2 separate regions of the Homo sapiens genome follow, and region 1 is linked to region 2. The links are chromatin loops, found by intact Hi-C in ENCODE. Cell type or tissue: PC-9. All regions are shown on one strand. Links, peaks and the distances in the headings refer to the core of each region. The heading gives the core; the rest is flanking DNA.

Region 1 (4,934 bases), core at 325-4,324, 250 kb after region 2:
GGGTTCCAATTTCTCCACATCCATGCCAACACTTGCTATTTTCTGTCTCCTTTAATTATAGCTATCCTAGTAGGGGTGAAGTGATGTCTCATCGTGGCTTTGATTTGCATTCCCCTAATGACCAATGATGTTAAGCATCTCTTCATGTGCTTATGGCCATTTATATATATATTCTTTGGAGAAATTTCTATTCAAGTCATTTGCCCAGTTTTTTAATTGAGTCATTTTTTTTATTAAGTTGTAGGAGCTTTTATGTTCTGGGTATTAAATAGGGTCATTCTTGACTTAGACTTCTTTATTTTCTTACCTCAAAATAATTATTGGGTTTCATGGATTCTAGTTCCTTGAAATCATTTCGGTCTCTCCTTTTTCTTCATCCTATGGCTTCAGAAGTCAATTACCTCTCCCTTGGATTAACATAGAAATACAGTAACTTTTTTTTTTTTTTTTGAGATGGAGTTTCGCTCTTGTTGCCCAGGCTGGAGTGCAACAGCATGCTCTCAGCTCACTGCAACCTCTGCCTCCCGGGTTCAAGCGATTCTCCTGCCTCAGCCTCCCAAATAGCTGGGATTACAGGCACCTGCCACCACGCACAGCTAATTTTTGTATTTTTAGTAAAGACAGGGTTTCACCATGTTGGCCAGTCTGGTCACGAACTCCTGACCTCAGGTGATCCACCCACCTTGGCCTCCCAAAGTGCTGGGATTACAGGTGTGAGCCATCATGCCCGGCCTACAGTAACTTCTTAACCGGTTTCCCTCCTCTCTATTTTGCTCTCCTTGAATCCACACTCTATAACATTATGGCCCGGACTTTCAGAAGCACATCTGATTATGTCACCTTCCTACCATAAATCATTTAGCACTTCTTATTGTTTTCAGAATAAAATATAAATCAGTAACATAGCATAAAAGATGCTTTATGATCTGGCCCTTCTTTCTCATTTTCTCAGGACACTTTCCTCTTCAAACCTGCACTTCAGCCACACTCAAGTACTGCAGGTGCTTCATGAGACACTTTCACTTGCCTCTATGCTTTGGATGTTTTTCTTGTCTGCCTCGAATTTCTCTACCCCTTCCTAACTCATATTCTTCCTTCAGATCTCACCTTATATAACAATTCTTTCTGAAATCCTTCCCTTATTTCTTTTCGGACTGGGCTAAGTGCCCCTCCTTCGTGCTCTTAAATCTCCCAGTTCCTAACTATGGGTGTAGGCACCTGTTGACTCATCTATCTCCACTACAGGTCTGTTACTGTGAGGAAAGGGAGTGTGTGCTGTTCACCACCACATTTCTTGGACCAACACAGTTCCTGGGACAAAGTAGATGCTCAATAAATATATGCTAGATGAATTATCTCTATATTCAATTTCTATACACTTATCTCCACTACAGATTTACAACACGTTGCTACAAGGAAAACAATGCAATGTAATACAAAGAACAAAATGTTGCCATTCAAGAAGGTGGTATTTAAATATCCAGAAATATAACAACATCCTGTTCCCAAACTCAGCTATCTGATTGACTAAACAGTCATTAGAAAGCACCTCAGCCAACTTCTTAATCATTCCCCATAGTTTTGTGGTAGTTTCAGCCTGTCCCATGAAGTGGAGTTTTGTTTTGATTTTTTAGGGGGAAGAAAGGTTTCTAGTTATGTATAAACTTGTTTTCCATACCTGGCAAGACTGACTGGCTCTGTGTGTTCTATTGCAGGCAGGGGGGAAATAAGGAAATATATTTTTATAGGAAAATAGCAAAGTCACTACAAATGACTTTGTATTTGTAATTCATAGAGTCAGGACAGAAAAATCAATGGCAGGAAAAATTGAATTATTTCTATTTCTCTTCTTTTATATTCATCCTCTTATTAAGATTTTACCTTTTACATTTTCCTTTTTCAGCCAGACCCTCCACTCCCTTTACTCAAGAAGGTTTACATCCTAAGTTAAAAGAGACCAGGTGTCATCTATAAATTCAGGGAACTGTAAGTGCACCTAATCCATAAAAGCCAGAAATATTTAAGCATGATCTAGAGCAGGCAAATGTATACTGGAGTTAATGTAAATGCAATATATGAACATAGTGTTGATCATATTCAAGATCTACCACCATAAACTAATTAGATCCCTGAGACCAACTCAGAGAAGCGGAGCTTTTACTCACGGTTGAGGTCCACAAAGCTTGTTTATACTGGAGCTGACTTTGCTCTTAAATGGTGACATCAGGGCACAGTCCTAGATCTTAGAGTTGTATGCTACAGAGTTGCTACCGGTATTATGTGCTGCTTTCAAATCCTCCTTGTTCAATACCCTTATTAATCAGAAGTAGAGCTAAGTCATGTACAACGATTTTCGGTGGAGAATTCAAGTCCTTGATGGTGAGAATGATCAGAACTAACCCTAGAGTGTAGGACGGGCAAAGAGGCTTCCCTGTCCAGTCTAGAGAGTCCCTTGATCTGTTTTAGGGAAGAATAGCAACAGGTGACACTTCTGACAGTGCTGAGGTCAAGGAGCCCCCCAGGTGGCCTTCCCAAGACAATGTTCTGGGACAGTCACTAGCGCCGACGCAGCACCTCTGGAGAGCCTGTCTTTGATAATGTACCTGCTTCGTGCCGATAGAGGGAGACCGGATTCCACAGCACACACGCCATGCGTCCCTGCTGTCCGGTAGAGGGCAGTAGCGGCCACGCTGCAACCCTGAGAAGTGGCGGGTACCTTAGGATCCTTTCTGATTGCAGACGTGGTCCAGAGCCAAAGCGGCTTGGCTGGGAAGGCTCCGTGAGACGCCGGGGCTTGATTGCTAGGAGGTGAAAAACTTTCGAGAACTCAGAGCAATCCAATGGACAGTCCATGTTCCACATAATTATCAACTCACTTTCCCTGCTCGTGAAATTGCTGTTAATTTTTAACAAGTGATTGGGACTGTCTATATTTAGAGGATTACCTAGTAACCAAAGCTCATGACACATGAGATGGTTAAGTTTTCCTACCAGACCTAACTGTGATATTTCCTGACTTTAATATGTTTTTATGTCAGCCCTCTTAATATTCAGTTTACCTCGGTTTTATCAAATGCTTAGCATTTTTTATGAGGGGGTGGATGAGCGAAAAATAGAAACTCATAAAACTGGAATTTCATTTCTTTTGAAAAATATAACTGAGATCAGTGAAAAAACATTGTCCCATAGAGGGTATGGGAAACTTGGACTCAAAAAACTCGGGTTTGAGACTTGGCTCTGCAAGTGTAGATGTGGCTGTGTGGGGTAACCTCAAGTAAACCACTTTTCCTCAGTTTCCTCTTTCGTAAAATAGGGATAGTAAGACTTGTCTTTTTTCATATATAGGGCTGTATAAAGTTCACATGAAGTACTGCATTTGAAAATTTTCTGTAAATGGGAAATGTTATGCAAATGTAAGATATTGAAGTTCGCTTTTTATTTTTGAATGTAAAATATTATAATATTTTTGAACTTAAATATAATTTGTAGGAAAAAAGATAAATGTCAATTGTAAAACTATGTAAACAATATTCAAAACTACATAGAATAAATTATCACTGGGCTGAGTGCAGTGGCTCACACCTGTAATTCCAGCATTTTGAGAGGCCAAGACAGGAGAATTGCTTGAGGCCAGGAGTTCAAGACCAGCCTGGTCAACATAGCAAGACACCTATCTCTAATAATAATAATACATTTTAAAAATAAATTATCACTGTTAGTATTTGAACATGCTTTTAGACATCTCTATATGCACCTATATACATGTGTATATAAACAATGTTTTGAAGCTGGAATTGTATTGCACATTCTATTATATCAATGACTTTTTCACTCAGCATTGCAGTAATAATAGTTAACATATATTGATCTTTACGTGTCAGTCATTGTCTAAACCATTTATATATATCTTTAGTGTTACAATAACACTATTGGGTATGTACTTTTATCTCAAAGACAAGGAAACTGAGGCTCAGAGAGGTAAAATGACAGATTTCCTAATTTCCTTAAATTTTAAGAATTCTTACAACTAACATTTTTTTCTTCTTACAGCCTGTCCCACTTTTATCATTTTTATCTCTTTGGCAACCTGTTTGTTAAACAGCAGCTAAATCAATAGGACTGCTGGTTTTAAAATGTCAACTGTCACACCTACACATTTCTGGAGGGAGGAAATCTAGGAATGGGCAGTTTTTAAACAAGCACTCCTAGGAAATTATGTGTACAATCATATTTGAGAACCACAGCTTTGGTTTCAATTCCTAGGTTGGGACTGCTGGATCGATTTTGTGTTTGAGATATAATGCCAAACTGCCCTCCAGAAATATCATACCAATTTACATTCCCACAAACAGCTTGTGACTAATTCAGTCTCTTTTATGTGGGTCTTTGCACTCCAAAATATTACCTTGTAAATGACTTCTTAGTTTGTCATCAGGACAGTAAACTACTTGTTAACCTACAAGTATGTGGGGTGTGTATATTCCAAAGCTGAATTCAAGACTGGGCACTTTTTTTCATTTGTGTTAATAATTTTGAGGTTCTTTGGAACCCCAGAATCTGCATATTTTCTGCAATGTCATACCCTCTCCTCTCTTCATGCCCTGCTCCATTTCTGTTCTCCAAGCCATCATATTCATGGAAGTCAAACTTACTTTTCCAAAATTATACTGCATAAATAAAAGCATAAACTCTGCATCATTAGTTCTTACAAAGGAAAAACAAATTCTATTTCTGTCCACAAGAAGTTAACGAAGATCTACCCCTGTGAACCCCCATTTGACCACCTTGGTTTTATCCCATTCTTAGTGCAGGGTCCTTCTGCTCATTCTCCAAAAAGTCTTGATCCTACCGACTTCTAATCTGTCTGTGTCAAAACTAAAATCCTCTTTTGGCTACTTGAATATTATTCTTTACTGGACCCCAGATCTTACTCT
Region 2 (4,934 bases), core at 400-4,399:
CTGTGATGCCCATCATATGAAGAATACATGGAAAATGAGACCAAATAACACGACAGCAGAATCACAGCCCTCATCTTACTGATGCTCACTCAAGAACATATACTTGTCAGGAAACTGCTTCATACATATTTTCACATTTCAGCATGGTCAGGGCTTTCTAAGCAAAGAGCACTGGCACCTGGGCTAAGGGACTGAACTTAACCCAGTAACCCTAAAGATGGAGCCCTCTAGAGATAAAAGTTTTCTCTCTCCCCCAAGCCATGTTTACATTCCAGAGTGTTTGTGAAATACAGATCCTTGCTTCTTTTTCCCAGAGATTTTGTTTACATTTCAGAGCAAAGGTCTCTCTCTCTCTCCATCTCGAGAAAGGAGAATGGGCAGGAATGCCAGCTATCCTGTATAAGCTTCAAGTTTCATAAGTGCAGAGTTCTCTTGTGGTACCAAATCCCACTTGTAAACACAGGATATCTCTGGTTGTCACCATATCACTTTATGGAGAACCAGGGCCTAGGGAACCAACATAAGTTACTTTTCAAGTAAACAAGGGCTTAATTTCTGGTCCAGAGACTTGATGTTTCTGCTGGGGGAAAGGGAGGCTACAGAGAGACAGAGAAAGAGAGAGTGAGAATGTGTGTAGTGTGTCTGTAGTTGTGGGAAGCCAACTTGTTAGCTTACTAGTAGGAAAACATCTCAGACTCTTCACAGTTTCAGACTCAACAATACTATAAGTAAACTGCCTGTAAATTATGGCTGACTCCACTATAGATATATTTTTTCACAGTCCAACCACTTTTACACATCTAATTCTTGGACTGAATAATCTCAAACGAGATACAGTGAAAATCCAGTACTTAGATGACAGTGGAACTGATGACTCACTATCTGAACATTTCATTTCAAATTCTCTCCTGAAAGGACAATGATTTCCTTGTATAAGAGGGAGTATACTGCAGAACATGCAGAAAAGTAAGGCTAAGATTTTTATTTCTTTTGAGGAAAACTAAACTTTGTGGCCAGGGTGAGAATAAAATTAGCATGGGTTTTATTTCAAATGATTACACATGTAGTAACAGTACTTCTGTATAAGATTTTTTTAAACTGAAAATATGTACAAGTTAATTTTTCAAACTGCAAGTGTCTTAACAAAATGGGGAGAGATAACCTTTTCATTAATTTATTTTTATTAATGATGAAGGCTTAACTGATAGGAAGTACTCAGGTGAAGTCAGTATCCACTGCCTCAATCCTGACAACACTGTCCTTGGGTCATCAGGACAAGTATGACTTCCCACATTTTAAAGATGATTATTTGACTTTACCTAAGTGCTTCCCTAGAACTTCTGCCTTTCTCTAAAGCCCTTTAAAATGTACTGCACAATTATTATGTCATTTAATTCCCATAATACTTTATGATATAGTTAGAATAGATATATTTGTTTCTATTTTACAAATGAGGAAACTGACGACCAGAGACATTAAGAATTTACTTAAGATCACAATGGAAATTACTTAAGGTTACACTGCAGTATTATGTATCATACTTTTTAACCTTCAACTACATTAAAGATGCGAGATACTCTAGAACCATCATTTACTCCTTTTTGTTAAAGTATTAGTTGAGTCAGTCTATTCTTTTCTAGCAATACAAAAGAACATGCAGAATGGCTCTAGTGTCAGGCCGCCTTGATTCAAATACAGTCCACAAAACGGTTTAAGAACTTGAGTAAGTTCTTAAACTCTTTTTACCTAAATTTCTGTACCTGAAATTGTTGTGGAGCGTAATTGAGACAATGTGGAAACAGTATTTGATATAATGCCTGGCTCAGACAAAACATTCAATAAATATTGGCTTGTATTTTTATTGTAATTCTGATTACTACTTTTTAAATGAAACTTCAGGCTTTTAAAATTGTTTGCATTATTACCCCTCAATATTCCTACACTCAGGTCAAACTTTACTACTTCTTTCCGCCTTCCCAGCATCAAGGCAGAAATGCATGTAATGATAGAAAGCCATGACAGCATTTTCAAGTCCCTTGCAGGCAGCTTGCATATAGAAAGCTCGAGACACAGATATTAAATTCATACTTTTCCTATTCCTTATTTATACAAAAACCTGAACTCTACCATTCAGGTTAATTTAACTTAATGTTTTGTATGAAATTGGATAAAAAGAAACACATCAAGTGATAACTTCAGATAACCAGATGATAAAGAAAATACAAATCAAACATATCCTTTTCCCCCCCTACACACTAGATGGCGGTACAACACAAAGCACAGCAGGAACAGCGCTGCCTCAAACTCATCATTTCTTTGCGTGTTACAAGAGATTCCCCCCGCTTCTTACTGAAAAATATTTTGTGAAATGTGAATTAACCTTTGTTTTTGGACTGCAGAATAATACAACAGGGAAAATAAGTGCAGTAACAATAAATTTGCAGAATTTTAAACTACATGTGGCTTTACTTAAAACAAAAAGCCCCTTCTAGTAATTATTTTTTTGTGAAATTTAAATTTCTCTAAACTAAACATAAGACATTTATGAATCAAAACCTGTAGAATTTGGCCAAACTACTATTCACAGGAAAATATCCAAACTTAAATGCACTTACTAAAAAGTAATACCTAAAAACAAATGAATCATTAACAATACCTGTTGCATTCTATTTCTCTAAAGCAGAGATTAAGTAGTATATGTTGTGTAATATTAATATTTGACAAAGTTGGTTTATGACGAAGCTAGTTTTTGAGAGGCAAATCCTAGTAGGCAATACGCATTATTCTCAACTCTTTTCTGGAAAAAAAAATATAAGAAAAACTAAACTTTCAATTCAAGAAACAAAAGGAAAGTTTATGCTTAGAAATTAATGGTATGAAAAATACAGAAAAAAAAATTTGGTTGATCAGTAAAACCATAAGCTGGTTCCTTGATAAGACCAAGATTTAATAATATCTTGTGTACAACTTATAACCCATGAATTTAAAAAGCTAAATTAAATGAACAATTTTTAAGAAAATATAAATGATAAAAATTGATCTAAGGAGATACAAAAGAACCTAATGAGCAATAATCAAATCATAAGTTGAAATGGTAAGTAAAGATGGCAAAGATTAAGTCCCCAGTTGGGAACCAGTTTCAAAAGGTTTTAACAGGAAAATTCTACTAACCCTTCAAAGAACAGGTAATTCCCATTTACACAAACTATTCCAGTGCATTTATTTAAAAGGGGTGGAGAATGGGATAGGGGAGCAGAAATTCCCCAGACTTAGGCTAGTGGGACAAGTATAGCACACAGGTTAACTTCACCAACAAACACAGATGCAGAAATTATAAAATCTTAGTAGAGTGTAAAAAAGGAATTTGTTTTTAAATATATATATAACTCAGCATAATGTGTCTCAGGAATATAAAGATGTTTCAACAAGCTACTTCTATTACATGAGCAATTATCTGTACTAATTTTTACAGATATTAATAGCTTATTCAAGCTCCATGGAAGTAGACTAAAATAAGAATATGGCATGGTACAACCTATCCTCCCCCGTGCTGTTATATCTCTGTTCCTCTCCACCTTATCACAACCTCAATCAGAACTCATAGTTCATCTACAATTTCTTAGCTTGAAGGAACATTAGCTGTCACCTAGTATTCTAGGGTATCTAGGAACCGTACTTCCTTTTCAGTGTGAAGATAAGGAAAGCAAGACCAAGGCTAACTGCACCAGCTGGTCATACCCATTCTACACCACACCAGCACCTTTCTCCTCAGCATATTATCTCTCCTATACTACACATTACAACTGAATGTACCAAATTGAGACTTAAACAGGATGGTTACATAATTTGTTTTATAATAAATACTCATAAGGAATATATATTCTTATCATATAAGAACAAATTTAAAATGATTAATAAAAACAAAATAGTAAAACAGCATTTTAAAAACCAATTGTATCTCTTCTTCAAATATAAACTCATTCATCCATTCATCTCATTCATCTATTATTCATTAAACAAATATTTATTGAGTAGTTTTTATGTGTCAATCACTGTTCTAGATGTTGAGGGGAAGAAAATAAATAATAAAATATTTAGCATGCCGAATGGTGTTAAGTGGTATGGAGGGAAATAAAACAAAGAGAGGGAGATGAGGAATGCTGGTGACTATAGTTGCAATCTTATGTAAGGAAGGTGCAGTCTGGGAAGATAGCACTGGAGCCAGTACTTTTAAAAGAGGAGGTAGCAAGGTGTGTGGCTGTCCTAGAGGAGCATTTTAAGTAAAGGAAACAAAAAGTACCAAGGCCCTGAGAAGGGGGTGAGCATACTGGCAGAAAACAAAGAGGCTACTGTGGCTGGATCACCCTGTCTGAGGGGAAGAGAAGAAAGATGAGGTCGGAAAGGTAAGGGTACACTCTGTAAATCCTTGTAGAGAAGTTTCAGAAATCTGGCTTTTACTCTGAATAAGATGAAAACTAACTGGAGAGTTTTTAAAAAGTGACATGATTGGACTTACATTTGAAAAGAATCATTCTTGCTGCTGTGCCAAATATAGAAGGCTATTGAAATAATCCTCCCCAAAAGACAATGCTTTAGTGTAAGGTGATAGCAGAGAAGCAGGTGGGCATGGTTAGATCCTGGATTTATTTTAAAGATGGAGCCAAAAAATCTGCTGATGGACTGGATGTGAGGACTGACAGAAAGAAAGATGCCCAAGATGCTCCACGGTTCTTGGCTGGCCTCGGGAACTGAAAGGATAGAGTTGCTATTTACCAAGATGGGAAGTCAGCAGAAAGAGCAGGTCTGAAAGACTGTTCTTGGCACGCTGCAATGATTGAGGTGTTATTAGGCATCCAAGTGAAGATGCAGGGAAGTCAGTTGGATATACAAGGCTGGAATTCAAAGAAGAGATCATAAAATTGTCCTTTGTACAT

Evidence for each region. A loop is a pair of places that touch in the nucleus more often than their neighbours do. Peaks named below come from ENCODE experiments on the same cell type or tissue, not always from the same donor. Only the 100,000 strongest peaks of a DNase experiment are listed, where the experiment ranks them.
Region 1: a loop joins it to region 2, with 10 times the contacts of the local background. A loop is called at or near these places in 10 of 110 quality-filtered maps.

Annotation. Positions count from the first base shown.
Region 1 is chr11:129,361,662-129,366,595 of GRCh38, forward strand. No RefSeq gene overlaps it. Among named protein-coding and RNA genes, the nearest start is that of BARX2, 12 kb to the right of the region's middle. In PC-9, for the core only: CTCF peaks have their summits at 2,649 (motif pointing right) and 2,854; a DNase peak (open chromatin) is centred at 2,670.
Region 2 is chr11:129,115,525-129,120,458 of GRCh38, forward strand. All of the region lies in intron 5 of ARHGAP32 (Rho GTPase activating protein 32), which reads right to left. Among named protein-coding and RNA genes, the nearest start is that of ARHGAP32, 74 kb to the right of the region's middle. In PC-9, for the core only: a CTCF peak has its summit at 2,262 (motif pointing right); DNase peaks (open chromatin) are centred at 887 and 2,277; H3K27ac peaks cover 917 bases.